Linked DNA regions of Homo sapiens: all the other regions are linked to region 1. Evidence: read pairs that join two places in POLR2A ChIA-PET (ENCODE). Cell type or tissue: MCF 10A. All regions are shown on one strand. Each heading gives the region's core, and the rest is flanking DNA. Links, peaks and the distances in the headings are about the cores only. Region 1 overlaps TEX2 (testis expressed 2). Region 2 overlaps TEX2 (testis expressed 2). Region 3 overlaps TEX2 (testis expressed 2). Region 4 overlaps TEX2 (testis expressed 2).

Region 1 (7,982 bases), core at 1,410-5,409:
TTTTCTTTAAGAAGTTCCAAGCCCTTTGAAAAGTAATTGCCACTCAAGGTAGCCATGTGACACCACCTAAAGACAGTCCATTAATTACTGATTTATGTCCTATTGATGCAGCATGATTTGTTACTTGCTGCATGGAGATTATGAGATTGATATGTCATTGGATTTCTGTCTGGTATTGGAGTAGTATAAAGGAGGACAGGTGAGAAACCTCTGCATGAGGACTTTGTCCAGCTCTCCATTGTCAAGGTTTGGACTGTTTCAGACATTTACACCTTCTCTGAAGTAGTAGTTCTCAACTGGGGGTGATTTGGCCCCCCAGAGGACATTTGCCGATGTCTGGCAACATTTTTTATTGTCATAACTAGGGGGAGTGCTATTGGCATCTGGTAGGTAGAGACCAGGGATGCTGCTGAACACCCTGCAATGCACAGGATGCCCCCCGCCCCAACACAGAATCACCACATCCAAAACATCGAGTGGTGCTCTAAAGTAAGGGGAACGAAGAGCCACAGGTTTTTGTCTGTGAAAAGAGCAAAGTTTGTGCTAACCGCCCTTTGTGTTCCACATTTGAAGGTACGTTGGAGGTCATCGAACAAGTAAGATTATGAGGTTTGTTGATAAAATTACCAAGTCAAAATATTTCCAAAAAGCAACAGAGACAGAGTTTATTAAAAAGAAGATCGAAGAAGTCTCCAACACACCCCTGCTGCTCACTGTTGAAGTACAAGAATGTAGAGGAACCTTGGCGGTCAACATTCCACCACCCCCGACTGACCGAGTATGGTGCGTAGAGGGCCCTCAGGGACAATAAGTGATTCCTCCTATTGCATGGCCACAGAAATCCCAGCCTGCTTAACCTTGAGGTTATGGAAAGTACCTTCTCCCGGGCAGAAGCACTTCCAAACAATTTTCATGGGACCTTAATATTAGTTGCAAATCTGATGGTACTTTCTTCTGTGAGTGGTGAATTCACATTCAAGAATTCATGTTCACATGGTAGGAAAAGTTAAAGTCAATACATGAAGTTTATGAGATAAGCTGTTTCTATTATTGGTCTTCCTCCTCTGTAAAGCCAACTGTTCTGCCAGTAATAACAGCTGTCATTTGTAGATAGCGCCTTTATTCTCTGCCTGGCCCTGGTTGTAATTGCATTACCTGATTAGTCCTCATAGCATCCTGTTGAGGTAGATGCCATTGTTATCCCTACTTTAAAGATGGGGATCACACATCCAACAGAGTCTGGGAAGTTAGGGAGACTTCCCTGAGTTAGGCCTCAATGCTGAGGAGTCAGGAGCATGTGCATTTGGTGTCTGAGGACTGGATTCTCAGCCCCAGCTGCATGTTAAAATCACCTGGGGACTTGCTAAAAATATAGCTATGCCTGGCCCATCCCCCCGGATTTCAGGGGTCGGGGGTGATGAAGCCAGGGTTGAGAGTCACTGAAATAAATTACTGATGAGTTCAGCATCACTGCCTGTGAATCTCAATTTAAAATTGACATGCTAAGTCCTATAAAAATGGGCATAAGTGTAAATAGTGATTGCATAAGAGATCTCATTGTACCATAAACTACACTCATAACAAAAATATAGCTCTGTTCTATCATAGAGTAAAACCAACATGCTAGTACATACCATCGGTATTCAGAAGGATTTGTAGGAATGATCAGAAGAGGGGTTTTGAATTGACTAACCATTTAACGATAATGCTGGTATTTCCCAATAAAACTTTAAAATGCCTTTTTATACTTTTTTAAAGTAATATTTTCATTGTTAAAAAAAAGAGAAAGATTGGGAAAAGGTGAAAAATAGATAAATAAATAAAAACCCATAATCTCACCATCCAGAAATAACCACTGTTAATATATTGTATGGTCTTTCAAACCTTAAAAAAATTTTAATAGTTAAAATTGATACATTTCTTCTCCTTACTGCCAATTCTTTAGATTTATCAGTTTTAAATGCCTCTGCTCAGGGGGAGATAAAATAAAAGGGCTCTAGGATAGTGCTACCCAAGGCATGCTCAAATGCTGAACTATGTGTTATTGATCCATAAAGATAAGTATAGAGTGTTTAGAAATATTTATGGCAACTTGACATTTTTACTGTATTTCCAAAAGCACTGGTCCAGGACAGATTTAAGGTTTTAGATAGTTGATAGCATACAGGGTCTTGTCTGGATACTTTGCCAACAGTTCTGATTGCCAGTCTGCTCCCTCGGGAAGTCATACAAAGCGTATTGTTGGGGTGTAGGATGAAAAAACAGGTTTCAAACCTTATTGATCGACATATGCACAGGAGAATGTAAGGGGAGTTCACCCTACTTCTGTCAATAGTCCTCTCTTGGGGATGACATTCAGAGAGAGGCAGTGTGTCTTTCACTCTCTGCTTTATCTGCTTGTATGTATGTTTTGTTTTTGTAATGTACATATACTACTTTTATAAAAATTGAAAGAAAAAAGGTTATTGCCATTTTAGAAAAAAACAGAAACCAATGCCCAGGTCATGGACTTTTCCAGTGGTGCTTCCTGGCTCTCTCAGTTTGTCAGAACTGTTCTAAATCCGCCACAGCCCTAACACCATCCAGGGAACACAGGGGGTTCACAATTCATACTTTGTGTGTGGAATATTTTTAGAGGGCATTTTCAGAAGAAAATAACATTTTAAGTAGTGATAAAGCCCCATGTAAATGAGAACTGTTTGCTGTCAGTGCCTGTCTCATTCCTTGCTTTGCTTCTAAATGTGGTTATTACTTGTCTTCAAAAAGGTATGGTTTCCGAAAGCCACCACATGTGGAGCTGAAAGCTCGGCCAAAACTTGGAGAGAGAGAAGTGACTTTAGTTCATGTGACAGACTGGATAGAGAAGAAACTGGAGCAAGAGTTTCAGGTAAACCTCTAGTGTTATCTAGTATTTCACACCAAGTATAGAAGCTCTGGGTTTAGCCGAGGTTCTGAACTTCAGCTGGGTCAGGATCCTCTTTTGAAAATCTGATGGTGACCTTCATCCCGGAAGAGTATTACATTTGATCAAATATGGGAATAAAACTTCAGGTACAGTATCAAAGCCCTGAAACTTATCCACAGAACATTACTAAGTCATCTTCAGAGGAAACCCAAAAGATTTGGGTCAGAGCAAAATGATGATGTCTTTTCCCAGCAAGCCTGCCAGGACTGTCAGGCTTTGTTTTCTCTTATGCAAGGCCTGGCCTTGCCCAACTCTTAGCACCCGGCCTGTGGGCAGGGAGGCTGCCCCCTGTTCTTGTGTGCTGTTCACCTTGCTCAGTTTGTTCAGTTCAACAAACATTCCTGGAAACCCTTCTGTGTGCCAGGTACCACCTGCCCTGGGAGTCCAAAGATGAATCTGGCCTCTCCCTCCCCTGGGTAGCTTCTAGTGTAGTCTGGGAGTTCATTAAGCCAGAGCTTACTCTCTCAGCTTTTCTTTCTGCATTTGGCCACCAAAGGTAATAGCAGTATAGCTGAGGCCCTAGGATGAGCTATTTCCATCAAACTTTTATCAGATATTTGAAGCACAGTTGTCTGTCGGGGTTTTATGGATTAGCAAACTATTTACTTTTAATGAAATTCACCTTTTGAAGAAGACCTACATTCTTTTTGCAGTGGTATATTTTGAGTTACTGCCTTAAAAAAATCCTCTTATTTAAAAACTAGAGATTAAACATAACTGATAACCAATTTCTGAAAAAGCTTAATGTCATCACCAAATAGAAAAGTACTTTGAACCTACTGAGGGGAAAGAACATCATGCCTTTTATTTTTCCCTTTTTCTTTCTTTTTTTTTTTTTTTTTTTTAAGACAGAGTCTTGCTGTGTCGCCCAGGCTGGAGTGCAATGGCGCCATCTCGGCTCACTGCAAACTCCGTCCCCCAGGTTCACACCATTCTCATGCCTCAGCCTCCCGAGTAGCTGGGACTACAGGCACCCGCCACCACACCCAGCTAATTTTTTGTATTTTTAGTAGAGATGGGGGTTTCACTGTATTAGCCAGGATGGTCTCGATCTCCTAACCTCGTGATCTGCCCACCTCGGCCTCCCAAAGTGCTGGGATTACAGGTGTGAGCTACCATGCCTGGCCTAATTTTTTGGTATTTTTAGTTGAGACAGGGTTTCACCATGTTGGCCAGGCTGGTCTTGAACTCTGGACCTCAGATGATCTGCCTGCCTTGGCCTCCCAAAGTACTGGGATTACAGGCGTGAACCATCGCACCTGGCCATTAGCTTACATTTTATCGCTAGGATTTATTAATAAAAGGATAATTCACATGGAATATGTGTTCTAGACATAGTAACTGGGAACTACTGTGAACAGCTTAAGCCAATTCTCTTAAATTGTTGGATATATATCAGTGCATATGGGCAACCTTATTATATGTATACAAAATCAAAGGCCACTTCTGCCTCCGAGCTGATATATTAGAGGATTCTCGTATCCATGCGCTGGTATGATTCCTCAACTCTTTCTAAAGTATGTATGGTGGGAGAATTAGTTTGGAATGCATAGCAAGTTTTTATATGTACTTTTAAAAATCAGTCTAAGCCCTAAAATTATCAGAACAAAGGAGGGTGACAGCCTGGCAAGGCATTCTTCCACATAGCTGTTCTTTAATATCTTCCTACAGAAAGTTTTTGTCATGCCAAACATGGATGATGTTTATATCACTATAATGCACTCAGCCATGGACCCTCGCTCTACTTCCTGCCTCCTGAAAGACCCACCTGTGGAGGCTGCTGATCAGCCATGATGGGTGATGTCAGATGTTCCCCATATTGTGACATCGAGCTGGATGTGTGGGGTTCTTGGCCGCCATCTGTACTGTAGCACTGGCCTCTGTGCCACAGCTACTGTTTCTTAAAGGACTGCTTCTGCCCTCTGCCTGCCAGTGCCCATTCCACTGTGAGGTGTCATTCCCTGCATCTAGTGACAACTGTCTGGATTGCCTGCTGCAAAGCTTTGATTTGGCAAAGGAGACCATGGAAGAATCATGGTGGATCCAGAAGTTATACGTGACCCACACCATGGCTTTTAAAAGTCTACCCATGTTTGTGGCAGCAAATGAGCACAGTAAGAGCAAAGCTGAACAACTTGCCTCCTCTACTCCTCCAAAGCTTTTCTTCAGGCAGCCGGTGCACAGTGGACTTTTTCACTTCTATACTTTGTATGCGGCCTTCCACACTTCCAGAGAATGTCAGTGTGCAATGTGTCTGGAGGGTGGGGAGAGGAATTCTGTGAGCCTTTTCATTTCGGTGACAGAAGAGATGGGCAGAGCAACTTATTTTCCACATTAAATTGTGCATTTGGGAAGCAAGTAGCCATAGTACACACACAACACGCTATCAGCTTGGGTAAGGACAGTGGGATTTATGTGAACATCAGGCAAAGCCATGAGATCAAACCATCCCAAGCCTTTCACCAATGAGGTACAACCACCTGGGGGCTAGCTAATCTTGAATGTTTTCCTGAGACAGGAGCGTATGTGAAAACATCAAACACTGCACATGACAGGATGGGTCCTCTCATACAGATGGGATGGGGTTAGAAAGCCAGAGCCAGTTTTTCCATCTGGCGTTTCCTGTGTCCTCCAGGTTTATATGGGAATCGAAACAGTTTGTTAATCTGATTGGGAGAGTTCCATGGGCAGATTTCCCTTCCTGAAGGCCAAAACGGAGAACTGCTCTCTTTAATTATTTCAAGAGTCAAGACCAAAAGTTTGCTCAGCATCACACTACATCTCAAAATTAATGTTGCCAACTTAATTTTGTGCATTTGTGTCAGAATGTTTAGTTTACAAGGTTGGGGGCTCTCTTTGCTTCGAGAAGTAAACCTAATACCATTTTTTTATTGTTTAAAGCTGCATTCAACGTCAAAATTACCTTGGGTAACTTTTGATAACTTACATGTGTGGACAAAGCTAATAGTGGTTTTTTAAACAGCACCTTGCCTGAACATGACTTTAAAGAAATTAATATATTGAAAACATGTTTGAACCCTTATTTTAATTGCACCATTAAAACATTTGACTTAAATTGTTTGACCATTCCAGTTGGTGTACTGTTCTGATTTTTCGTTGTGTAGGCCGATCTGCCTGTCAGAGTCCACGTGTCCTGGTCACTGGTCTTTATAATTGTTGTGCAATAACTAAAGGCTAAGGACTAGATGCACTATCGTGTAAAGAGATTACACATGACTGTACCATGTTGCACTTAATCAAATAGTATGTGGGGATTTAAAATCGCTTGCATTGTTTCACAAAATAAATATCTCAATGTCAAATACTAGATAAGCATCTAAGTCATTTCTACGGAATCCTGTTCAGATAGGGGCACAATAAAATGAGTACAGAGCACCGGGGCCCTCACCTGGCAATCGCAGCTTTCATTTACTGCGTTGATCACTGCCCAGTCCTAAGGCTACAAAGCCATCCTCACTACATCCTTCAAACTATGTGCCATTATCTTCAGCCCACATTTAAAGAATCCAGTGAAAGTTCGTAACTGAGGGGGTAGGGCAGTGGTGCTCCTGGGCTGCAGTTTACACCCTTCATTGTCTAGTATAATGTTAATTCGGGACACCTTCATTCATCGAATGTCCATGTAGTGAACGCATACGTGCATCCTTGCCCACCATTGCTGCCCTGTACTCAGAACTGATGCACCTTTCACTGGAGCCCTTGTGGAAGATCTTTTACCAATCACTGAATCTGGACTGTGTAACTAGGTGTCTATGTTGTCCCCAACCATATATAAAATCTAATTCACCTTCACAACCGCCCTATAATTTTGAACTGTTTAGGAGTGACAGATTAACCTGCCCAAAGCTTTAGTCCCATGCTTGTCAGTACTCCTGCATGGTTATTTGTAAACAGGTCGATTACCCTTTAGTCAGGAGTTAACTCAATGCAGTTCCACACCGAATCTGTTTATGTCAAGTACACAACAGCCCTGCAGACGCCATTCCACGCTGCCTTCAACTAAATCTGCGCGTCTGATGGCAGACGCGACAGCCTGGGACTTATGTCGAACTCACGGCGAAGGCACAGCGCGCGCGATACACTCAGGGAAGGCTGGGCTGGGGAACGTATGGGAGCAGAGGGGCACTCCTTACGCATCAAGAGTCCGCGTATCCCCGTCAGCCACCGCCCCCCTAACACGCCATTCCAGCCTTGGTATTACGGATTGAGGCCTGTCGTGGCAAAACAGCTGGAAAATTGCCCAGCCTAGCAGCCGGACAGTCAGGTTACTTCTTGTCGCTCGCGGTTAAAAAGGCCGCCCGCGGGAGGCCAGGCGGCCCCAGTTATGCGCAAGCACATGCTCTAGCGCTGCAGATTGACCCCCGGCGCCACGAGGAAGCTCGGCGGGGGCTCAAAGACAGCGCGTCGCCAACGACACACACCGACACCAGGGTTGGGTTCAAACCACTTTATTGACGGGAATGGGGTGGCAAAGCAGCAAGGACGATGACATCCGACGTCCTCGGCTGGGAGCTACAAGAACGAGAGTGATAGATCAGCGGGTGTGCGCGCGCCCGCCCGCCAGCCCCCTCCCAGCTCCGCTCGGGCAGGCTCAGACTCCAGTTCGCATCACCCGCGTCAGCAGTCTAACACGTGCTTTAATTGGAATGTCATCACAGCAGGCCGGCCCCCCTACGCCTCCCTGCTCCCGAGCCACGACCTCCGGGGCCCACCCAGCCAGACGACCCGCCAGGAATACAACCTGACCTCCCGGAACCTGCAGGCGCTGAAAGACAGGGGAGCGTCGATGGCGTTCTTTTAAAGGAGCAGACCAGCGCTGATGGGCGGGCTTTACTGCCATTAACCAATAGCAAGTTCACCTTGCGACCACGTGCGCGTAAAGTTGTCTGGTGACTGGTAGTCCTTGCTGAGTCCTCCAGAGGATAGATGGGTCACATACCAACCATAGAGATGGGAGTCGCTCAGTCTCAAATCCATTTGCGTTTCAGCGACTCCA
Region 2 (7,982 bases), core at 2,528-6,527, 77 kb before region 1:
CAGAGTTTTTCAGACTTGAATGGGCACAACAGTGACCACACAGGGTTGCCTGAAGCACATATATGGTACTTGGTGGGAGACTCAAGATTCTTAGTGAGGCTGAGAAGTGGTGCTTGGGTGATGTTTGTACAGAGTAAGAACTAATGAAGCACTGGGATAGAGAGCCCCATGAAGTTCAACCCCATCACAGCCTGAGCAGGAGCAGCCTCACAGTCACCTTCTGTACTGTTTGGCAGTAGGTGGGGGAAAGATAGGGGCTGCTGAGGAGGCCAAGTTGATGCCTGTCCTCTGGTGCCTGAGCACATGCAGGTGCGGCTGATCTGCAGCTCATTCTCATAGGTTGGAAACTCTCCACCTAATGGCCAGCACACATAAGGGATGTTTCTACAGCTGGGCTGAGCAAGACAAGTCTGGAAAGTCTAGAAGTATTTGTTAATGGGAGATGAGCTGTTTCAGTACTATTTGAAAAATATTTTGACTTAATTGCCTTAGGCACATTAGTCAGCTGATGTGCACTCTGGTTTGCTTTCCTTGACTTTAACAGTTGCCAAGAATTTCTCTTGTTACAAAAGAGAAAAGTAGGACTCTAAGTATGTTCTGTTCCATGGAAATTGAGTCATAGACTCTTAGAATTTAGAGCCTTCTGGAAAATTCCTTGAAGACAATGGAGGAAGCTTCCCTCAGTTTACAGCAGAACCCCAGGCTCAGGGAGGTGAAGTGGGGAGCTCCGTCACTGTCATTTGAGGGCCATTTGAGGGCTGTGGTCCTCCGTGGAGCTCCTCCCTCTGCTGCCTCATGGCCTCACTCGGTCTGTGTTTTCAATGACTGATTTACTACTAACTGAACAATTGTCTGAATCCCAATCATCTCATCAGTGGGCAATCCTTTCTTGGCATGATCCACAACAGAGGTAGAGTTGGGTGGGGAATGTTCCCCCTCAGGGCCTATAGGCAAGTGGTTCTCCTCAGGGAACCATGAGGTGGCCAGCCGGCCAGGTCAGGACCATGCCTGTGCCAGGAACCAGTATCTCCTAACCTTGCCAGTTGTGAACATGGCTCTGGGTTTCTTGCCTCTATTCCTTTTCTTCTGCTTTGTCCTCCACTTAAAATGTACTCTCCATTTTGTCTTGGCGGGGCACCTTGTCAGGTCCCCATGGGCCAGCTCACACGGGGCCCCTGGGAAACCTTCCACCATGCCTTCTCATATTCCTCCCATCAATTCCTATTTCCCTCAGTCCCACTCTTTCCCCTACACACACATGTGTGCACACATACATGCACATACACATGTGCACACATGCATGCACACATCTTAAACCTGGTTTAAAAAAATTTATCTTCTTTGGCCCTCAGATGCCTTACCTATAAATAACATTCTGATGTAAGATTACACTTAGCAAATTTACTGCCCTATATCAAGGTTAAGTCTGCTGATGCCTGTGTGAAAAGGAGGGTTTCTGACTGGGGGAAACGGCTAATTTTTTTGAGTTCTTAAAGAGTTTTTTCAGTTTTTGAAGAATTAATCTGAAATACGTTCCTCACATTGAGAAGCTGAATGGCCAGTGATCAACCTAGATGTAAGCTAGGTTGTCTAATTTCCTAATATGATTTGAAGGGAATAAATTCAATGCTTTACAGTTTATTATAGCTAGAAAATAGAGAAATGATTGTCCATATCAGTCAGTTTTTCCAAAGTTAAAATTTAGATCCTTGTATAGGAAACAGAGCAATATGTGTGTTATGTGTGTTATATACACTATTGTCAGCGTTTTCTAAAAAGATTTCAAAGACGAATGTTTTTATGCTGATGGAATGGGAAGGCTTCATCAGGAAGCTGTAAAAAAATCCAGAAGCCATAAAGAAAAAGATAGAGAGCTTCAACATCTCAAAATGTAAAACTTTGTATATTAAAAAAAAAACCCATACAATTAAAAGGCAAGTCAGAGATGGAAGGAAATATTTGGAACACATACAATAGACAAAGTATTAACTATCCTTGATAAAGAAGTGAATAACAAAAGTCCTTGGGCAAGAAATATGAACGACCAGTTAACAGAAGAAGAGAAGCAAATGAGGGAAAAGTATGAAGTGACTATCAAAGCATTGAGATACCTTTTCCCTGCCCACTGAATGGGCAGAAATTTAAAATAATATTCAGTCTTGACCAGGGTTGAAGGTGGACATTTTATACAATGTTAATTAGGAGAGTAAATTGGACAAATTGGCAAACAGTTTCAGAATTTTAAATATGTACCTCATTTGACCCAGCAACTCCACTCTAGAAATACATCCTACAGATAGACTTTCTTTTTGCACAAGATTTATATGGAAACACAGCTTTTAAAGGCAGCGTTGTTTCTAATGGTGAAAACAGGAAACCCTGCAAATTTCTATCAAATAAAAAAATGATTAAGTTAATAGTGGCATACCTTACTGTGTAGAAAAGGTGTGTGTGTGTGTGTGTGTGTGTGTGTGTGTGTGTGTGTGTACCTGTCAGTCCATAGGTATAGGCCATAGGAGGTGGTCCAAGAAATAGTAAGTAAAAAACAAATGCAAAACAATTTGTATAATATGATCTCATTTAAAAGTAAAAACAAAAACAACTTTATTTGTGCGCACTACCTTTTGTATGCACACAAAATGCCTATGAAAGGTCTGGAAAGATACGTTCTAAACCAGGGGTCCCCAATCCCCGGGCCACAGACCAGGAGCGGTCCATGGCCTGCTAGGAACCAGGCTGCACACCAGGAGGTGAGCTGTGGGTGAGTGAGCAAAGCTTCATCTGTATTTACAGCCCCTTTCCATCCCTCGCATGACTGCCTGAGCTCCACCTCCTGTCACATCAGTAGCGGCACAGATTCTCATAGGAGTGTAAACCCTACTGTGAACTGCGCATGCGAGGGATCTAGGTTGCTCCTCCTTATGAGAATCTAATGCTTGATGATCTGTCACTGTCTCCCAGCACCCCCAGATAGGACTGTCTAGTTGCAGGAAAACAAGCTCAGGGCTTCCACTGATTCTACATTATTGTGAGTTGTAGAATTGTGTCATTATATACAATGTAATAACAATAGAAATGAAATGCACAATAAATGCAGTATACTTGAATCATCCCGAAACCATACCCCGCTGCCTCTGGTCCGTGGAAAAATTGTCTTCCATGAAGCTGATTTTGCAGGGAGGAGGAGAAAATTTCACTTTTCCTCTACATCTGTTTTTGAAGTTTTTTTCAATGAGTTTGAAATTATATATTTTTTATTGAAGTGAAGATGTATACATATGGTTCAACTCTCTCATTTCACTTCTAGAAATATTTCCTAAGGAAATAACCAGAGGGCAGTCAAAGGTTTATCTATAGCTAGTCAAAGGTTTATCTATAGCATCATGTGCAGCATTGCAGTCTTGTTTGTAATAAGAAATTCAAGTGGTATTCTTGAATTACATTATGGAATATTCATCCTATACAGCGATTAAAAATCATGCATGAAATAATCTTTGATTTGAGAAAATGCTTATAAGAACAGTAAACAATTAGGGAGGGCTGCTCTGTGCCAGGGATCATGCTCAGTGCTTTGCTTAAGTTGTTTCGTTTAATCTTCTGAACAGTCAGTTGCCATTCCCATTTTACAGATGAAAAGAAGCTTAGGCTTGGTTAGGGTAAATGATTTGCCAGAGGGCCAGACTGCTACCAAGTTGGTGGAACTCAAACTAAAGGCCTTGCTAATGATAGATTACTTCAGTGTGTAATCTTGAGTATAAAAGCAGATTACATACATACATACAGTGTGTCCTCATTTAATAAAAATGAGTCTTTCTGCCTTAGTTTTCTTGTGGGTAAGGCACGGAGGATTGGCTAGGGCAATTTTATATTCTGAAGATAATGATTATAATAATTTTTAAAAGATTGACATGTGTTTACATATAATTTTTTTTCCAGATCACAAAAGTATTTGGAAATACCTGAAATTAGCAAATAACAATTACTGTTAAACCTGTTATATGGAGAAAATGAGAATTAATGCTACCCTCTCCTTTTTTTTGCCCAGTGCAGACATTTGTACATTGGTGTCAGCTTGATGAGTACTTACTTGATGAGTACCATCTGTTTAGGACATACCTGTCCTGAGTTTTCATTACTTATTCTAGGGATTTTTTGCCCCCATATTGATGTCATTTTCTTTTTTTTTTTTTTTGATACGGAGTCTCACTCTGTCACCAGGCTGGAGTGCAGTGGCAGGATCTCAGCTCACTGTAACCTCCGCCTCCAGGGTTCAAGTAATTCTCCTGCCTCACCCTCCCGAGTAGCTGGGACTACAGGCGCGCACCGCCACGCCCAGCTAATTTTTGTATTTTCAGTAGAGGCGGGGTTTCACCATGTTGGCCCAGATGGTCTCGATCTCTTGACCTTGTGATCTGCCTGCCTCGACCTCCCAAAGAGCTGGGATTACAGGCGTGAGCCCCCGTGCCCAGCCTGATGTCATTTTCTGATGTCTATGTGTTGTCTCCTTGAGTTTTCCCTGTGGATGCACCCATTATTTTTTATAAATATTTTATTATTTTTTATACTACTTTTATACTACAGAAAAGTTTTTACTAATTTTCTAGTTTCTAATACCAGTTTTCAGCAAAGTTTTTGCTAATTATGTTCCAGCCTTAGTGCAAGAGAGGGTTTGTCTCATTGTGCCCTTGCCAGCATCATACATGTTTTAATCATTGAGAGAAATTATTTCATCGGTTTGTTTCCAATTCTGTATTATTTTTAGTAAGGTTGAGTTTTTTATTTGTTTCTTGGCCATTTGAACTTTTGGGTGAAGTGCCTGTTCATGTACTTGGGAGATACCTATTGAAGATGCCTTCCTAAATTTGACCATTAAAGAAAGACCTTAAGAAAGACTGTAAGTCCTTCTAAGGGGAAGTTTTACTCTGCCAGGTGGAATGCATTTTTCTTACATTGCATGAAAGTTAAAAACATGATTTCTTAACCACTTGGAATTTATCTGACTTACAAGATTTGCCTTTAAAATTTTAGAAATGATTGGTGAAAAGTACATGGAACCTCTCTGTACTACTTTGGCAACTTCCTGAGAATCTGTCATTATTTCAAAATGAAGCTTGAGAATTTAAGGAATGGTACAACTTCAGCTCTCTCCTCTTACTGCCTGGAACCCTGCTTGATAATCCCAACTGGTAGAACCAATAGGGACGGGAGGGGAGCAGCTCTCATGATATCCCCAAAGCCAAACAGTGGTTAGGAATGCTGCTTTTGTTTTTAATTTGGACATAGTTTCAAACTTTAAAATGGATGCAAAAGTAAAAATGGAATCTTAAACCCTTTCCCAAAGGTACATTGTTGTTAACATGTTACCCCATGAGCATCAGCTTTTGAAAATGTGTTGTTTTGGCTAGGCATGGTGGCTTCCGCCTGTAATCCCAGCACTTTGGGAAGCCAAGGCAGGCAGATCACCTGAGGCCAGGAGTTCAAGACCAGCCTGGCCAACATGGCGAATTTCTGTTTCTACTAAAAATACAAAAATTAGCTGGTTGTGGTGGCATACACCTGTAATCCCAGCTACTTGGGAGGCTGAGGCAAGAGAATGGCTTGAACCCGGGAGGTAGAGGTTGGAGTGAGCTGAAATCTTGCCACTGCACTCCAGCCTGGGTGACAGATCGAGACTCTGTCTCAAAAAAACAAAAAACAAACAAAAAAAAAGAAAAGAAAAGAAAAATGTGTTGTTTTGTGACCACAGCCACAACACACTATTCTCATATCTTGGGCTTTCGGCACCATACTCTCTTGGCTTCCAGGCATTCATTCCTCTGAAGAAAAATGCTTACTCCTGGTTTTCAGATTTCTCAAGAGCCTACGGTTTAGGAATGATTGGTGAAAAGTACATGGAAAGGTTTTCTTTTTAAGATTTAAATATAAATTCAAGCACATTTAGAGGTTTGGAACAATTGATTGCCTGCTCCTGAACTCAAATATTAATATTCTTTCCTCACCCCTAGCACCACCCCTCAGCTTCAGGTAGCAGTTAACGTCCCTCTTGTGTAGCTGCCTTGTTCCCATCTCAATGCCCTTCCATGTGCTGTTGCTTCATATCCACAATATTCTTTTTTTGTTGTTTTTAAATAGAGATAGTGTCTCGCTGTATTGTCCAGGCTGGTCTCGAACCCCTGGACTCAAGCATTCCTCCCGCCTCGGCTTCTCAGAGTGTTGGAATTACAGGCTTGAGCCACTGTGCCCAGCCTGCAATATTCTCTTCTCTGCATATCCTCCTTCTAAGACACATAGATGACTTTTCTGCTTTAAAAAAAAAAAAGTTATTCCCAGACTTCTTTACTTGATAAGTACCATCTGTTTAGGACACACCTGTCCTGAGTTATCATTACTTATTCTAGGGTTTCTGTGACCCCATATTGATGTCATTTTCTGATGTCTATGTGTTGTCTCCTTGAGTTTTCCCCTGTAGATGCCCCCATTATTATTTTTTATAAACCTCCACAGGCCTTGTATGGTTGTGCTGAACGCATGACCTGGTTTTCAATGAGTTACTGTGAATTGAATTTGATTTTGTTATTTGAGCCATCTAGCAATCTATAAAGCAAAATTCTAATTGTATTGATGCTTTCGAACCCCCCTTTCCTCTGGGATGTGGCACTCTTCCCAGAGTGGGCTTTCTTCATGGCAGGTAAAAGGTCTATGCGGTGGTGGAAGGGAGTGGGCCTGCTAGTTTCTTCGTCTAAACCCTGTGCTGTGTTGGTGGTGGTGCAGGACCCTGCTGGGTCGGAAGAGATGGTGAGTAGGGGCCTGGGAACCTAACAACTAATGGGAAAGGATTTCCAAGTTTCTTGCCAGTGATGAAGATAGAGTCTTGTCTTTTTCTTTTCTTTAAATGAAACTAAGGCTAGAGCTAGTTCATTATCTACAATGTCATATTGATTTTTGTTTGTGAGGTGGAGTATTAACAGATTAGAATGGCTGCTGGCAGTTCTCAGCTGCTTCATTGAATTTAAATGAATCAAGGGATAGCTCTTAAGATGTACTTGAGATTTGTAGGCTAAATCAGACCTTCCTGCCGTGGTTGGTTTTGACCAGATTCACTGTTTTGCTCTGTGGCATCAAGGCAGAAAAATACAGAATCTTATAGCCTTTTCCCTCCTTTTTACAAAACCAACTCCTATTAAAAAATGCACAGGTAAGAAGTATTAAGACATCCTCTGCAATAGAATGCAGCTTGCCTTCTTTTCCTCTGCCAGGAGCTTTTGGATTGAAACTGTTGACTGACATAACCCAAGCTAGCAGATGGTACTCATACATCAAATGTCCAAATGCAAGCTTGTTCAGAGGTAGCAAATGCCTAACAGGCTGAATTTTACAAAGACAAAGAATGTGAATAATGACCTTGAAGGATTAGGGATGGTCCCGAGAAAGGAAGCACACTCGACACCAGGCTTGCCCCTTCAGATGCTGTGTTACCTGCCTCGGCCTCCTGGCCAACATGGTAAAACCCCGTCTCTACTAAAAATAAAAAACATTAGTCAGGTGTTGTGGCAGGCACTTGTAATCCCAGCAACTCAGGAGGCTGAAGCAGGAGAATCGCTTGAACCTGGGAGCTGGAGGTTGCAGTGAGCCTAGATCGTGCCATTGCTCTCCAGCCTGGGCAATAAGAGTGAAACTCCATCGCAAAAAAAAAAAAAAAAAAAGATGCTCTGTTACCGTGCTCACTGTACACTGTACCTGGAGGCTGGTTCCATTTTCAATGAAATTTGCTTTCTTCCCTCCCTGCCTTACCCTGTCTCTCATTCTTTCCTCCAGTATTTCCTCTAATCTAGTATATGAATTAGAAGTAAATAATATTCATGGCTATACTACTATTTGGCCTAGTGTGTTTGCTATGAACAAACACGTGTTGGTGATAATTGAGTGGCCTGGAACGAACCATCTGCTCTTTTTATGGCTCTGATTCTAGAACCCCAGGATTG
Region 3 (7,982 bases), core at 276-4,275, 91 kb before region 1:
CAGAGTGAGACTCCATCTCAAAAAAAAAAAAAAAAAAGTGGTGTTTTAACTTCTTTTGGGACATAGTCACCATTTAGGACTCTGAACACTATGAACTCTCTCCGCAGAAATCCGCACATGTACACACAGACCAAAACTTGCATGCATGTGTGTGTTAAGAACCCTTCATTTAAAATAAGATGCAAAGTTTTGAAGAGAAAGTTTGCTGCTGTTACAGACACCATTTTCCCTTGAGTGTTAAAGCGTTCAGCTGGGAATGTCCCTTGTTGGTTGTTCCTCAGTAAGATTAGCAGAGCTGGAACCTGCCAGCCAGGCCTCATTTTGAGACTTGTACAGCCTGACAGTAGTGCTTCCAAAAGATGCACCTCCCCACTCACATCAGGAGCTGAGGCCCAGTGTTTCCCCCAAGGGTCTTTTTGAAGAAGACATTTTTGTCTAATAACAGTTTTATTATTTTTATTATTGAAAAAGCTGTACCAACTCTGTATTCATTTTCCTGGTTATTCATATGCTTTTTTCCCCTGAGAGTCAAAAGATGGGTTTAACCTTTGACCTTGTGGGTTTTTATGGCCTGAAATTAATTTTTTAGAGAAATTGCTTTATCTTTAAAAAAATTTTTGGCCGGGTGTGGTGGCTCACGCCTGTAATCCCAGCACTTTGAGAGGCCGAGGCAGGCGGATCACGAGGTCAGCAGTTCGAGACCAGCCTGGCCAATATGGTGAAATCCCGTCTCTACTAAAAATACAAAAATTAGCCGGGTGTGGTGGTGTGCGCCTGTAGTCCCAGCTACTCGGGAGGCGGAGGCAGAAGAATCGCTTGAACCTGGAGGGCAGAGGTTGCAGTCAGCTGAGATCGTGCCACTGCACTCCAGCCTGGGTGACAGAGCAAGACTCCATCTCAAAAAAAAAAAAAAATTTTTTTTTTTTAGAGATGGGATCTCGTTATGTTGCCCAGGCTAGTCTCAAACTCTGGCCGCAAGTGATCCTCCCACCTTGGCTTCCAAACGTGTTGGGATCATAGGTATGAGCCCCTGCACCTGGCCAAATTGTTTTTTACATTAGTTATGAAGGAGGCATTGCGTGCCTGTATTATGTGTAACACAATTTGAGAATACATGTTTTTAACAAAGTACGTTATGAAAACTGCATATGTTGGATTTGTGTCCTGCTTTTAAGTCCTTTGCTGTACTTTCTCACAGGCTGGGAGGAGGATGATTCTGGTTCAGAGGCAGGCCCTGGCACCACAGGTCTGAAACTGCAGTCCTCTTGGTGGCAACAGCCCTTTGATTTCTACTTCCAAACCCCTGGTAGATCACATCCTGCAGAGGAGCCTTTATTTGTATGATCAAGATATGACAAGTTTCCACCACCCAGAAGTAGTAATTCCTCCCTTTTCTGGAAGGATCCTTTTCTTTGTTACAGCAACTGGATTAGATTTTCCATGTCCTAAAAGAAATGTATTTTCCCAGCAGAAACAACCTTATACAAAGTGGTTCCGTGGAGGAGAGAATTACCATGTTATAGTCCTCAGGAAGGCTTTTGTTCCTGGAAAGGATACCATTGAATAGTGACATCTGAGTTTTAAGGTAGATTTCACTTTCTTATAGCAACAGTGCTGTAATGTTACATTATGGAAGCTAAAACCTGATGCTCAACTTGTAAAATATACTCAACTATAAACATTCCTCTTCTGAACTATATGGAATTTTCTAAAAAGGACATAAATAGGTTACTTAGGTATTATGTGCAGTGTTCCTTCATTCATTCATTAAACTAATAAATATTTCAGTGCCAGCATTGGGATACAGCAGTGAATAAACCTAACTTTCTGCCACATACAGCATATTTTTCTTGTGGGGCAAAAAGTAACAGGTAGGCAATGTCAGACAGTACCGTTCTCAAAAATAAAGAGAGAGCCAGGTGCAGTGGCTTACTCCTGTAATCCCAGCTCTTTGGGAGGCTGAGGCAGGAAGATTACATGAGCCGAGGAGTTTGAGACCAGTTTGGGCAACAGTGAGACCCTGTCTCTATTTAAAACATTGAAAAACTAGCTGGGTGTACTGGCATGTGCCTGTAGTCCTAGCTACTCAGAAGGCTGAGTAGGAGGATTGCTTGAGCCCAGGAGTTCGAGGCTGCAGTGAGCTATGATCGCACGAGTGCACTCCAGCCTGGGTGATAGAGTGAGATCCTGCCTTTAAAAAAAAATAATAATAATTTTAGAAAGATAATAAGGGATGAGGAGGCCCCACTTTTAGGATGAGGTAGTCAGGAAGGTCTTTCTGAGAATGTGACACTTGAGCTGAGACCCGCTGTTATTTTTACTACAACAAATTTTAGGAGTAACAATTATCTTTGGGATCTTGGAATTCAGTGAGGCTTCTTTTCACAGATTTTGATAGATTTGTTTGAAGGACCTCTTGAGGAGTTAGGACTTTGGTGTCAGTGTCCTTTTGAGAGAGAGACCCAGCCATATCTGTTTTTTCCTTATTGTCAGTTTTCCTGCGGCAAGAACTGGAGGAGAGATGAAATTACCGCTTGGCCTCTTGGCCGCAGTTCAAAGCAGAACTGAGCATCTTCCTGCTCACTGGTCGGCTTCTGAGCTCAGCACTGAACCTAGCTGCCAGACATTAGACAGTAGTTCCCAACTGTCTTCCAGACGCATGAACCGACCCCTCAGCAGTCACTCCATGAGCTCTGACAACCCCAAATGCTTTCCCTGGATTTGTCACTGCATCTGGAGGCCAGCTGGCTTCAGCATGGCCCTGAATCCCAGACACAGGAGCCTGGGCACAGGGTGAAGGATTGCGGCTGTTGGCCTGAGGCTATTTTTCTTCTGAATGTCATTTTAAGCACTGAGTCACAAAATTCTAAGTCTTTTAAGCAGCAGTATAATACTGCCAATGATGCTGCTGCTGTTTAAAAATTTTTTCACATGTGACCTGCTCAGCCCTGAAGTTATTCCTATTACTCCAGAGTCCCAGAGTACATTAATAATCAGTGTTTGTACAGGGCTGCAGTTGACAGATCCATTGCCATACATCTTCCTTTAATCCCCACAATACCCTATTGTTACTCTTGCCTTGCTTTCCCCTTCATCGACCAGGCAACTGACTCTAAACCGATCAAGGAAGAAGAGGGACTAGCCATCCAAGGAGACAGACACTTATGCCAGGAATTTTGTAGAATTCCTTTCATTCCCCATGCAAATGCTAGGAGGTAGACTTTATTTTTCTCATTTTGAAGCTCAGAAAGTTTCTGTCACTTGCCTGAGGTCACACAGCTGGTGAGGGGCAGAGCTAGAGTTTGACTGCTCAGAGGGGTCAGTCTGAGTTGGAAGCATATACTCTTTCTACTGCACCAGGCGCCTGTCTGACCTGCCTGAGGACAGCCCTGCTTGCTCCCTCCTCTTCGTAACTCCACCTCCACCCTCTTCCTCTTCAGTGTCCCCTCAGTCACCTTGCCCAGTGTCTGAGCCAGGACAGGGTGTCGTGGGCTGGCCCGTGGGTGGGCAGTGACAAGTGCTGTTATCTTAGGTTCCTGGAGGATGAATAGGCTTTTAAACATTTATTAACAAAGAGCTTTACACACACACACACACACACACACACACACATCTGCATATACACATACTTATATACATCTGTATATATAAAGATCATAGAGGAAAGTTAAGCTTCATATGACCCTACCATAGCAGGCATTCATTTACATTTTTAAACATTGTATAATCAGTGTACTTACTAGTTTGTATTTTCCCCCTCATTTATCATGATTTCATTTATGCATTTCTAGGCAGTGCATATACTTACCATCTGTAAGGACTTGTAATATTTCCTGTTAGCACACCTAGAGTCCTTATTTAACAATTCAAGTTGTTAACCTTTTGTGGCCTGGTAAGGAACTTACCAGATAACATTATTTCTCTTCTCTTATCTTCTCTGCTTTTTTTTTTTTTTTTTTTTTTTTTTTTTGAGACAGAGTCTCACTCTGTTGTCCAGGCTGGAGTGCAGTGGCATGATCTTGGCTCACTGCAACCTCTGCCTCCCAAGTTCAAGCAATTCTTCTGCCTCAGCCTCTCGAGTAGCAGGGATTACAGGTGCCTGCCACCACACCTGGCTAATTTTTGTATTTTTAGTAGAGACGGGGTTTCACCATATTGGCCAGCCTCGTCTCGAACTCCTGACCTCAGGTGATCTGCCTGTCTCTGCCTCCCAAAGTGCTGGGATTACAGGTGTGAGCCGCCATGCCTGGCCAGCATTATTTCCTTAAGAAAATAAGTTGCTTTTGAAAATTTTTTTGTAAGTTAAGCTTAGTTTATTCATCGTTTTAGTGGATTTGGGTTGGAAACATGCAGTAAGCATTTGACAGAAAACAAACATTTGTATTTTCCAGGTTTCAGTTTACATTTTGATCTAAATTCTGCGAACAGTTATAACTAAATTTACAAAGCTCTTTGGGGTATGATTATATGTCTAGGTAAAACTCTTTTAAGAAGATGAAGCAGAGAGGATTGAATTGACAAAGACAGCTCTTTAAAAATTAAGGTTATTTCAAGACTAAGAACATAACTGCTTAATTGCAGGTAATAACAGAAAAAACTTGGAAATAAACATCCCATTATTTGACCTCCAAGGCAGAAGACTGGCACCAAGGAAATGGCAGCTTCGTCCCTTTCCTGTCTTGGGCATTGGTAAAAGGAGTTGTCTAGACATGTTTGATTTCTGTTTCAGCCCTTATTAGTAGTTATGCCATGGCAAATTATTCAATTTCTCTGACTCAGTTTCCTTATTCAGAAAATGGAAGCATAATTCTTGCCTCATAGGGCCATGAAGATTAAATGAGGGGTGTCTTGAAGTGTCTGGGACATAAATCTTCAATAAAAGCTAATTCCTTTTTTTTACAGTTATCTCAAACCTTTTAGTGAATTGGTGCTTATCAGTGAGCTTTTTAGGTGATGCAAAGACCCTGCTTTGCTCATTTTAAGGAACAGTTATTTTTCTTTCTCCATTTTGAAGTTTCTTGTTTGCTGCCTGGTTGATATGGTTTGGCTGTGTCCCCACCCATATCTCATCTTGAATTGTAGTTCCCATAATCCCCACATGTCATGGGAGGGACCTGGTGGGAGGTAATTGAACCATGGGGGTGGTTACCCTCATGCTGTTCTTGTGATAGTGAGTGAGTTCTCACAAGAGCTGATGGTTTTATAAGGGGCTTCCCCCTTCGCTTGGCACTCATTCTCTCTCCTGTTACCCTGTGAAGAGGTGTCTCCTGCCGTGATTGTAAGTTTCCCGAGGCCTCCCGGCCATGTGAAACTGTGAGTCAATTAAACCTCTTTTCTTTATAAATTACCAAGTCTTGGGTATTCCTTCAAAGCAGCATGAGAACAGACTAATACATTGGTTTAAATTAGAATGCCAAAATTTAAATAATTTTTATCTTGAATAGTAGATGGAATTAACTTTCTCTTGAAAGATATATTTTAAAAAATTGAACTTACACAGACAGTTTTGAAATGGTCTTATTTTAGTTTTATTTATTTATTTATTTTGAGACAGAGTCTCACAGTGTCGCCCAGGCTGGAGTGCAATGGCACAATCTCGGCTCACTGCAACCTCCACCTCCAGGGTCAAGCGATTCTCTTGCCTCAGCTTCCTGAGTAGCTGGGATTATAGGCGCCCACCACCATGCCCAGCTAATTTTTGTGTTTTTAGTAGAGACGGGGTTTCACCATGTTGGCCAGGCTGGTCTCGAACTCCTGACATCGTGATTCTCCCACCTCGGCCTCCCAAAGTCTCAGGATTACAGGCATGAACCACCGCGCCTGGCTGAAATTGTTTTTATTATAGATGTTGCTTGTGCAGTTTTGTTAGAAGTTCGTGACTTTTAACAGTGATGAAAATACTTCGTCATTCAACAGGTTATTTTTCTGCTGGTTGTAGGTTATTTGTAAGGAACTGTTAGTCTCCTATCTGGGTGGACATGTAATAGTATCAGTTACTGAACCAGAACTTTAAACACCTTTCTGATACTCACACTGGGAGGTCACCAAGTATCTCAGAATAAAATGTCCCAAACTGAACCTACCATGTTCCCAGAAACCCAGCCCTTCTCAAATTCCCAGACTTGGTGAATGGGAGCCTGTCCTTGCAGTCTTGTAGCCCAAAACCTAGGGCTTAAGAACACCTTCTTCCTTACTCCCATATGCAACCCATCAAGTTCCATGCATTTCATCTCCTAATCTCAAATCCCTTCACCCATCTCCACAGCCACCCCGCTAGTCCGGGCTGCCATTGTCTCTCACTTAAAATGTTGTTATTGTCTAACTGACCTTCCTGAACCCTTTCTTGCCTCTTTCCAGTTTATTTTCCACACTACAGCCAGAAAAAGCTTTTCAAAATACGCATCTGGTCACCTGCATACCTGTCTCCAGACCACATACAATAAGCCTTCACTTGTTCCTCCTTTCCCTTAGGAAAAAAACTAGATCCTCAATGTGGCCTTCAAGGCACTGCATGACCCAGCCCCTGCCGCACTCCTGTCTCATACTGTGTGTATAATACTCACCCCCGAGAAGCTGCTTCAGATTCCCCCATGAGGCTCTGCGCCTGCCTCAGGCCCTTACTCTTACCCTTCTTGTTTCTGGAATGCCCACGCTGCCATCACTTAGCCAGCTCGACTCATCCTGGAGATGTCAGCCCAATGCCCACTTGTTCAGGGGGCCCTTCTGTGATTAATATTCAAAACGGATCAGGTTTCCCTGCTGACTGTGATCTCTTGGTGCCCTTCACATCACTTCCTAGTTCTTGCATTGATTATGTGATTGTCTCGCTCCTCACCCCTCTCTAAGCTCCCTGAGGTCAATCTGAGTACTGCACCACTTTGCAAATTATAAGACAGGAAACAAGTAAGTCCGGAATATTCAATCATTGCCTTCACTCTCAGAGCTCAAATTCCACGTGTCCAACTGTCAAGATTTGGCTTACATTAAAATGTTTATGCAAACAGACATTTAACAGTGAATAAATTGTGAAATTAAGAGAGCCATAGATCTATAGCTAACTCCAAATGTTTGTGTGCATAATAAATTGAGGGAAAAATAAGAGTTTATCTTTAACTAGGTGTTATTCTTAAATTAATTCCTGTATTGTAGTGTAATCATCCCTCGGTATCCATAGGAGATTAGTTCTAGGATCCCTGATAGATACCAAAATCAGAGAATGCTCAAGTCGCTTGTATAAAGTGGTGTTATATTTGCATATAACTTATGCACATCCTCCCATATACTTTATTTTTAAATTAATTAATTTTTTGAGACAGGGTCTTACTCTGTCGCTCAGGCTGGAGTGCAGTGTCAACCTGGGCTCAGGTGATCCTCCCCACTCAGCCTCCAGGTAGCTGGGACTACAGGCGTGAGCCATCACACCCAGCTAATTTTTAAAACTTTTTGTAGAGACGGGGTCTCACCGTGTTGCTCAGGCTGGTCTCAAATTCCTGGGGCTCAAGCGATCCTCCTGCCTTAGCCTCCCAAAGTGCTGGGATTACACTGGGCCCAGCCCTCATATATACTTTAAATAATCTCTAGATTACCTGTAATATCTAATAAGATGTGAATACTATGTAAATAGCTGTTATATTGTGTATTGTTTTTAAAATTTTTATTTTTTTTTAGTTGTATTTTTTTTTCCCCGAATATTTTCGATCTGTAGTTGGTTGAATCTGCGGATGTGGAACCTGTGGGTATGGAGAGCCGGCTGTACCTTAAGCTATTTAGATTGCTATTTCAAGGAGGAGTTTACATAGGGAAAAATCTGTGTTGCAGGTGCCCAAGGTGGCCAGTGTAAAGGGGAAGACAGAGTCATCAACAAAGTCACCAGGTAACAGTAATATGGATGAACATTTGCTACAGGTGGAATTTCATAGGAAAGCTCATCTGATATAGCTTGTTTGTGTCTCGGTAAAGTCCTAGGCTAATGTAACCAACTT
Region 4 (7,982 bases), core at 3,746-7,745, 96 kb before region 1:
AAAACAACTTGGATTTATTGGAGAGGTTAAGTAGTTTTTAGAGAATAACCCAGGAAGGGAAATGGGGGGAAAGAGTTCACAGGGATCTATCATGAAAACTGTACAGAGGGTTTGGAGCATCCTACAAAAACATGTTCTGAGAAACCATGTTCCATGCCCTTGTCCCAGACTTGAAAGGCATTTGCCCATCATGTTGGAAGGATGGGATTTGAGGCTGATCCTCTTGTCTGGATGGGTTTTCTGCACCCAGCCTCAGGAGACACTGACATGAGGCTCCATTTTGAGACCTTAAGGTTGGAGTATTCCATATACAGCCCACAGCCAGGGGTGCAGTAGTCTTCCTCTCTTCCTAGAGGGTAGGGATTCTGCCCTGCTCATATTTGCACCTTTCTCCTCCCTCTGACCTCCCTCACTGCCATCAGCAAACTAGAGTACTTTGCCTGTCGGGGGTGTTTGCCAAGTGTTTCTGAGTAGACCCTGGTACTACCTGGTGGACACTAAAGAGGGCTCTAGGCAGTAATAAGAGGGAATTCTGGTTGTACCTTGTGCAGGGGAGGCTTCCTGCTGTTGCTGGATTCCCTGTTGGAAAGAAGCTGGGCAGTTGTGTTTAGAACTGACCCTGCAGATGGGGAGGCTTCCCCCTTCTCTCTCTTCCTGAGGGCTACTTCCAGATGAGTGGGGGAGCCTGCCAGTGCTCATCAGGTCCACCTGACATGTCAAAAGGAAAAAGGAGAAACCTGGGTCTTCCCCGGGAACTTTGAAGTTACGAATAGGAAATCGAAGGACTTGATGCCGAGATAATGTTCTTTTGGAAGGAAGGGACTGGTTCCCCAGACCAGCACCTCTGGTAACCAGAGAGAAGATGTTTTGTGAAGACTAGAGTGATGCGTTTTCTGGGAGACTGCAAGTTAAGAAGGCTTTAAGCTTTATATTAATTAGAAATTTGTATTAATGTATAGTAATTAGAGAAAAGCCTACAGGAAAATCACAGAATCGGATAATGAGGAGACCTGTGTGACTTAGTAGCATTCTAGGTACCAAAGTGGTGCCTCGGAACTCTCGAGTGGAAACCAGCACCAAAGCTGATTGGGAACACCATTAAGGGAGGGGCTCTGGTATCTGTAAGCTCATGCCTGAGTGTGAACAGCTCATTCCCCATGTGCTGGAAACCTTAACAGCACAGGCAGGCAAATACCATCTGGTGGTTGTTAGGATTGGAGTTAGAGCAAAGTACTATGGGGTGCACCTAGCCCCAAAGGAAAATCCTGTAAGTAATTTACTCTGTGTGCCCTGATCATGGAAACCTGGTGGAAAGCATTTCCTTTTATGATGGAAAGGGGAAATCTGGGCCTGGTGGCTCACACCTGTAATCCAGCACTTTGGGAGGCTGAGGCAGGTGGATCCCTTGAGTTCAGGAGTTCAAGACCAGCCTGGGCAACATGGTGAAACCCTGTCTCTACAAAAATAAAAAACAAAAACAAAAATTAGCTGGGCATGGTGACATGCACCTGTGGTCTCTGCTACTTAGGAGGCTGAGGTGGGAGGATTGCTTGAGCTTGGGAGGCAGAGGTTACAGTGAGCCAAGATGGTGCCACTGCACTCTAGCCCAGGCAACAGAGCGAGACCCTGTCAAAAATAAAAAAAATAAAAAAGTGAGAGGGGAGCAAGTTATGTTGTTGTAGGATGCTGCCTGCCAGACCGAGACAACAGTGTTATTTTCCATAGACAGATTTTAAAGTAGGCCTCCGGCAGGTGTAGTAGACCATGCAGATGTTTGTATAAGGTGAAGTCTATTACAAGTGGACCATGCAGTAAACTCTAACCCTACCTTGCTGATAATTTTACATCTGAGAGCAGGTAGAGGGAAGTGTGTGTGTTGGACTTAATGATGACAAATGAGGAAAAGCCATCCAGAGGGCAAGGGAGCTTGTGACTGGGGCTGGGAAGTAAGCACAGAACTCTTGTTCAGGCAGGCAGGCTGGCACCTGCTCACTAAAGTTGCTCACTAACGGCTGAGCATTTCCTACCTTCTATTATTGTTTCCTTTGATAAAAATGATGGAAATGCTCCCACTTAACCTGGAGCAGGAGCCATCTTGGTATCCTCAGTGCCTGGATGTGTGTTAGAAGTGACTGCTTGACGGTTAGTCCCTGACAGTGGCTGATCTGATGTGGCCACCCCAGTTTCCTATCCACCTCACCTACAGTTAGGAGCAGAAACTGCTGTAGGAAGCCTGGCAGGAGCTGCCCTCAGGAATTGAGCCTCTTTGCCTGGCTAAGTTCAGGGGCAAGATCGAAATGGGAAATAAGTCAGTAGCTGAAAACCCGTGGGAAAGGAATTGCTTTTGTTTTAATTTCCCAGGGTAGGCTAATGTCTGTGGGGATACGGTGAGTGGTATTCGATCCTGATGGGGTAGGTTAATAGTGAAGCAGGAACATTAATTTTTTTTTAAGGCTAAAACTCCCAGCAGAAATGGCTGTTGATCATGCTCTGAGCCAGAAACCAAACTCATTTGGTCAGCCTAGCTTTTGTCTTAAGGCTGACTGTGATCATTGTTCAGAGGAGGCCTAATAGCCTGAAGTGAATTTTATTTCAGGAGGTACTAAAATCTTAGGGAAGAGAAAAAACACATCTTGAGTTTAGTTTTTCAGTTAGATGATAGAGTTGTTTTGGCAGCAAGTGTAGCAAGTGCAGGGCCCAGAATTTTCTGGGGTGGATGGTTAAGAGATCCTTCCAGAAGTCTGTATGATTTTTTAATGCCAAAGTGTTAATCTCAAAAAATACAATTGAAAACAAATTTAATATATGTATATTTGTTGACCCACAGCTCCAAAGAAGCCTTCCAGAAATTGCAAATTTCACTATTTCTAAAACTTAGCTTTCTTATGGTCTGCAAGCATTTTAGCCATTTTGTGGGATCTGTCACAGAACTGAACCATTAGCCTCCGTTTTCCCTCTCAGAACTGCCTTCCAGCTCCTCCTGAGCTCCTTCCCACAGTGCTCCAGTGGAGTGTCCTAGCCTCTCACCCTACACACTGCTAAGTAAGCACAAAGCAGGCTGTACTGTCGATTGGTTAACGTTGAGTGAGATGGGTGCTTTATTCAAGCTAAGGAAAAAAGGAATTTTTTTGAACGATGTTTTTCTGTTTTAGGAGCTCATTTATACAAGTGCTTAAGTCAGTATTTAAAGTTGGAATGAGAGGTTTTGCTTTCCTGTTCTTACAGCAGTAAACAGTAGGTATGGGGGCAGGTACCTGGGGTCAGCCCTTTATGTTTTTTCCTTTTTTTTTTTTTCTTTGAGACAAAGTCTTGTTCTGTTGCCCAGTCTCAAGTGCAGTGGCGTAATCTCGGCTCACTGCAACCTCCGCCTCCTGGGTTCAAGTGATCCTCCTTCCTCAGCCTCCTAAGTAGCTGGGATTACAGGCATGCACCACCAGGCCTGGTAAATTTTTGTATTTTTAGTAGAGATGGGGTTTCACCATGTTGGCCAGGCTCATCTCGAACTCCTGACCTCCAGCAATCCACCCTCCTTGGCCTCCTAAAGTGCTGGGATCACAGGGGTGAGCCCTGCCTGGCCAGCCCTTTAGTTCTTATTTCTGTCAATGTGGGTACACAGGGACATCTTTTCAAGTGTGATGCTACTGCTAAGGGAGGGAGGGTCCCTGACAGACAAGCAGGAAGCCTACCATCTGGCATGGGAACCCTCGTCTAATCACTGGGATGATTTCAAGCCAAATTCTTTGAGGCCTGATAAAAGGCTTATAAAATAGGCTATACCTGCATTTATTTAATATGGACTGGTTATCCAGTGATCCCTTCAGCATTCAGCAGATGACACTGCTTAGAAAACAGTGGCTATGCTTGGGGACTGTCACTGGGCAGGTCCAGACACTGGTGAGAGTCAGCCTCCTGTGAATCTTTAAAATGAGGTCCTTACCCATCTTGTGTTTCCTTTTAGGGAAGGTCTTTGAAGAATCTTAAACAAGTATTTTAACTCTTTAAGTAGCATTAAGCATGGAAAATTCTTATAAAATAGATTCTTTTCTCCCAAATTAATAGCTTATAAATTAGTGTACCAATTTTTCTTTTCTGTCTTTCTCTCTTGTTCTTTGATTATTTCTTATTCTTTCTCTCACTAACATAAAGCACTTAGGTATGTTTTGCAGTTATAGTTTGTTTTTCAATAGATTGGTTATTTATTGTCTAGAAAGTAACCAGCCGTTTTCCCACTACAGTCTTGGTTCCAGGAGTAAAATTGCTGGCAAAGCTTTGGGAGGCACCAGAAGGCTGTCTTCTTCCTGGAGTGAGATTTCACATGCTGTCTCTGTCTTGCCCAAATGCCCTAGGACCATGCACTCACCATCCAAAGGAATGTGGATTAAAACCCTACTCCTCCTATTCAAAAGAGTGTAATGAATTCTGTACATCTGGGTTTTTTAATCTTGGGGAGGGGGAAGAGAAATATCTGTGTCTCCTTGAAAATCAAGTGCAAAATCTTGAGGATATTTGTGTATGTATATTTGTGTGGTGGGGAGAGATCTTTGATGTTCATCAGGCTTTCAAAAAGCCCGCAACTGAGAAAGGTTAAAGAGGAACTTCAGGTCTAAATCTCTCATACCTCTCATCTAAAAAGCTCTAAAGCCAGCTTTTTAGAATGGAGAGACCAATTCACGGTAGAAGAACCTGGAGCACAGACAACACCGGTGAGCGAACTGCAGGCTCCCCGCGCGGGGCATCCGTGCGCAAGCCTGGCCGCCTCCTCACTGCTCAAACCAGATCATCTCTGGAGCCCTGACATTCTCTTTCCTCACTGCTAGCCCCACTCCCCTCAAATCCTAGAAGACCTTTGAGGGAGAGAATTGGAGATACACGTCATCCTAGCCAGGTGTCCTGTGCCAGGATATTTTCTCCTTCAGTTTTCTTAGTCCATTTGTTTTGACCAGAACCCTACTGAATTTTCACAGGGCATCTTTTTATTTTTCTTGGGTTTGCCTCTTTTATTCCTCTTCTTCCTCCTCTGCCTTCTTCTTTCTTTCTTTTCTTTTCTTTTTCTTTTTTTTTTTTGAGACAGAGTCTCACTCTGTCACCCAGGCTAGAGTACAATGGCCTGATCTCAGCTCACTGCAACCTCCACCTCCTGGGTTTAAGCGATTATCCTGCCTCAGCCTCCCAAGTAGCTGGCACCTGCCACCACGCCCAGCTAATTTTTGTAATTTTAGTAGAGATGGGGTTTCACCATGTTGGTCAGGCTGGTCACGAACTCCTGACCTCAGGTGATCTGCCCACCTCAGCCTCCCAAAGTGCTGGGATTACAGAATTACAGGCATGAGCCACCACGCCCAGCTGCCGCCTTCTTTATTTTTCTGTATCCTGAATAATCTGTTCCCCGTCATTGGCTTTTCTGTTAGGTCTGGTGATTCTTATCTGCAGCAAGAAAAGGGGGTCCCTCACGTAGACACAGCACCAGGAGGCTGGTCCTCCCAGCTCTGTGACTCTGGAAGGTGGATCCTGCCCTTCCTTGGAAGGCCTTAGGGCCTCAGCTTACCCCTTTTAGCCCAGAAGTCCAGCCTTCTCCTCGTGCAGCCTCCAGCTGTTCTAGAACACACATCTGCTGTTGCCTGTTACTGACTCCTTCCTTTCCTCATGAACATCATGTGTGTCCTGTGATGGTGGGCTCTGCTCATGAAAGTATGATTGTTTTATATACCTTTTTTTAAAGACAGAAGTTGCTGCTTTCAGAAAGACCATTCTTCTAGGGGGCAGCCCAATATTTAAGACAATGCTGGTAGGCTGGACGTGGTGGGTCACGCCTGTAATCCCAGCACTTTGGGAGGCCAAGGTGGGCAGATCACGAGGTCATGAGTTTGATACCAGACTGGCCAATATGGTGAAACCCCGTCTCTACTAAAAAATGCAAAAATTAGCCAGCTGTGGTGGCGCACACCTGTAATAACAGCTACTCAGGAGGCTGAGGCAGGAGAATTGCTGGAACCTGGGAGGCAGAGGTTGCAGTGAGCTGAGATCATGCCACTGCACTCCAGCCTGGGCAACAGAGCGAGACTCTGTCAAAAAAAGGACAACACTGGTGACAAATATGCATGATTGCAGCAGATCCCTGTTAGCAGAAATTTAGAGTCAAGAATGGTCATCTTCTGCCTTTGGCCATTTAAGCTTCTTCCTTTCTGAATTTCAGCCTCTAGTGCTCAGGAGGAGGTCAGGGATCTGGCTCTTAAAGGGTGTTGGAGAAAGGTCTCCTTTCCATATTGCTTCTGAGGACTTCTTAGACCATTGGCAGCACACGTCCTCACATGAAGGTGGGCGTATGATCTGGGAGACTCTGCTTAAGAAACCGGATCTCTTTATTGATAGAGCCATCTCATGAGCAAGTAATGCAAGCTGTTGGTAATTACAGAAAACCTACTGTGGAATTTCATCTAAAATTAATGAAGAGTCAGCACTGTGGATTTTAAATACAGAGGCAGTAATGGCTTTAGCTCTCAGCTGTCTGCGGGCTTTCCTTTGCTCTCTGTTGTGCTGGGGGCTCCCTTCCGTCTTGTCCAGTTGGTTCGTATCCCTATGACACAGACCCATTTTAATGGAACACCACCAAAATATGCAGTATATTCCAAAGTCAAAGGTTTAGGATCAGAAAAGTGAAAAAGGTTCATCGTATTAAAAAGAAAACAAACGTGGAGAATAAAAACTGGGCAGTGAAATCTAGCTAGATGACCATAATATGTCTGCTTTTCTTGACTTTATTATTATTACTTTTTAAGGGCATTGTTCAATCCTCGATTTTGTATCTATGGCAGCAGGTGAAGGTCTCTAGATGAGCGTTCACATACACGATGACAAATGGTTAAGGAATTTTGAGGCTAAAATCTTTACTGCTTAGATGTCATGTACTTTATAGGCATAGCATTTCTAGATTTAATAGGAAGGATCTCTGCTCTGTATGTGCTTTTATGTGACTTGCAAAGGAACTATTCCATTTAAATAGATTTCAATTAGGATAATGGGTTTGAGACATTTCACAATGGTATATTTTCTAGACTCTTAAGATAGAATTGTCAAATTATAGCAAATAGAGTTAGAAATTATTTTGCAATTTTCTCAGCAGATTGTAATTTCTCCTGCCATACATGTAGTCATTGTAAAAATAATAGTGTAAGGGTACCTTTTATAAAACTGATTATTTTCCAAATAGACTGGTACCTTTTGGTTTAGAAAAAAAATGATGGAAGAAGATTGTAGTTCAGGAGAGCAAGCAGAAAGCAGTCATTTTTCAGCCTTTCATTTTATTGTACCTTTGGTCACATTTTTGAAGAAAGGCCCAAAATTGCCATATGTATGAAAGAATATTGGTAATGGGGTAGAGTTGGAATGAAAGTGAGATTTTCAGAGTAACAAGGTCACTTTCTTCTGTGGCTTGTAGAAACAGATATGTGATCACAACAGGTCCAGCAGCCAGGGTTGGGGGGAGTAGAGAGTTCATGTAATTTGTATCATGCTTAAATTTCCATATTTGAAAAAGCAACTAGAGAACAGGATTTTGTCAAAACAAAGAGAAAAAAATAATTTTTTTAAACAGGAGGGGGAAATGTACGTGTTATTCTTACAGGATGTTGAAAAATGTTTAAATAGCTGCGATACAGTTTGTTGAGGGGGCAGGGGACAGTGGGAACAGTGACTAAAGGGTTACATTTTGATGTAGAAATGCCTAGTTGAAGAAAAAAGCTTGCCTGGGAGGAAAGTTTCTGTGGAGATGTACCCTGCATTTGGAGTGATGTACTGAAGCATCAAAGACTCAGCATTAATTTTGATCTTTCTTGGGAAGCTGGAGAAAATAATGCATTTCTGAGAAAAAATAGTAACTTATGAAATGTCAAAGCCTGCTCTGGACAATGTCAACATCCATGAGTGCGAGGCAAATTCAAGAATCCAAACCCTAAGTGAAGACCTTCCTGACCTGCTGTCTAGAC

What was found. ChIA-PET counts read pairs that join two places held together with the same protein. Peaks named below come from ENCODE experiments on the same cell type or tissue, not always from the same donor. Only the 100,000 strongest peaks of a DNase experiment are listed, where the experiment ranks them.
Region 2: POLR2A ChIA-PET joins it to region 1 with 6 read pairs; 22 of 35 experiments call an interaction of 5 or more read pairs at or near these places.
Region 3: POLR2A ChIA-PET joins it to region 1 with 6 read pairs; 16 of 35 experiments call an interaction of 5 or more read pairs at or near these places.
Region 4: POLR2A ChIA-PET joins it to region 1 with 5 read pairs; 16 of 35 experiments call an interaction of 5 or more read pairs at or near these places.

The regions. Positions count from the first base shown.
Region 1 is chr17:64,145,746-64,153,727 of GRCh38, reverse strand. TEX2 (testis expressed 2) reads left to right here. Exons shown (of 12, transcript NM_001288732.2): 10 at 574-783; 11 at 2,767-2,887; 12 at 4,637-6,501. The coding sequence ends at 4,759. It overlaps SNHG25 (small nucleolar RNA host gene 25), which reads right to left and starts at 7,758. Exons shown (of 2, transcript NR_132278.1): 1 at 7,728-7,758; 2 at 7,419-7,498. SNORD104 (small nucleolar RNA, C/D box 104) reads right to left here and starts at 7,650; the gene lies at 7,571-7,650. It overlaps SNORA50C (small nucleolar RNA, H/ACA box 50C), which reads right to left and starts at 7,389; the gene lies at 7,257-7,389. RefSeq lists enhancers at 7,330-7,539, 7,517-7,982. In MCF 10A, for the core only: no CTCF peak of the experiment used is centred there; DNase peaks (open chromatin) are centred at 3,207 and 4,877.
Region 2 is chr17:64,223,435-64,231,416 of GRCh38, reverse strand. The region is part of intron 1 of TEX2 (testis expressed 2); the gene reads left to right. Among named protein-coding and RNA genes, the nearest start is that of TEX2, 36 kb to the left of the region's middle. In MCF 10A, for the core only: no CTCF peak of the experiment used is centred there; no DNase peak of the experiment used is centred there.
Region 3 is chr17:64,235,864-64,243,845 of GRCh38, reverse strand. The region is part of intron 1 of TEX2 (testis expressed 2); the gene reads left to right. Among named protein-coding and RNA genes, the nearest start is that of TEX2, 23 kb to the left of the region's middle. RefSeq lists a silencer at 3,392-3,601. In MCF 10A, for the core only: no CTCF peak of the experiment used is centred there; a DNase peak (open chromatin) is centred at 2,725.
Region 4 is chr17:64,244,351-64,252,332 of GRCh38, reverse strand. All of the region lies in intron 1 of TEX2 (testis expressed 2), which reads left to right. Among named protein-coding and RNA genes, the nearest start is that of TEX2, 15 kb to the left of the region's middle. In MCF 10A, for the core only: no CTCF peak of the experiment used is centred there; no DNase peak of the experiment used is centred there.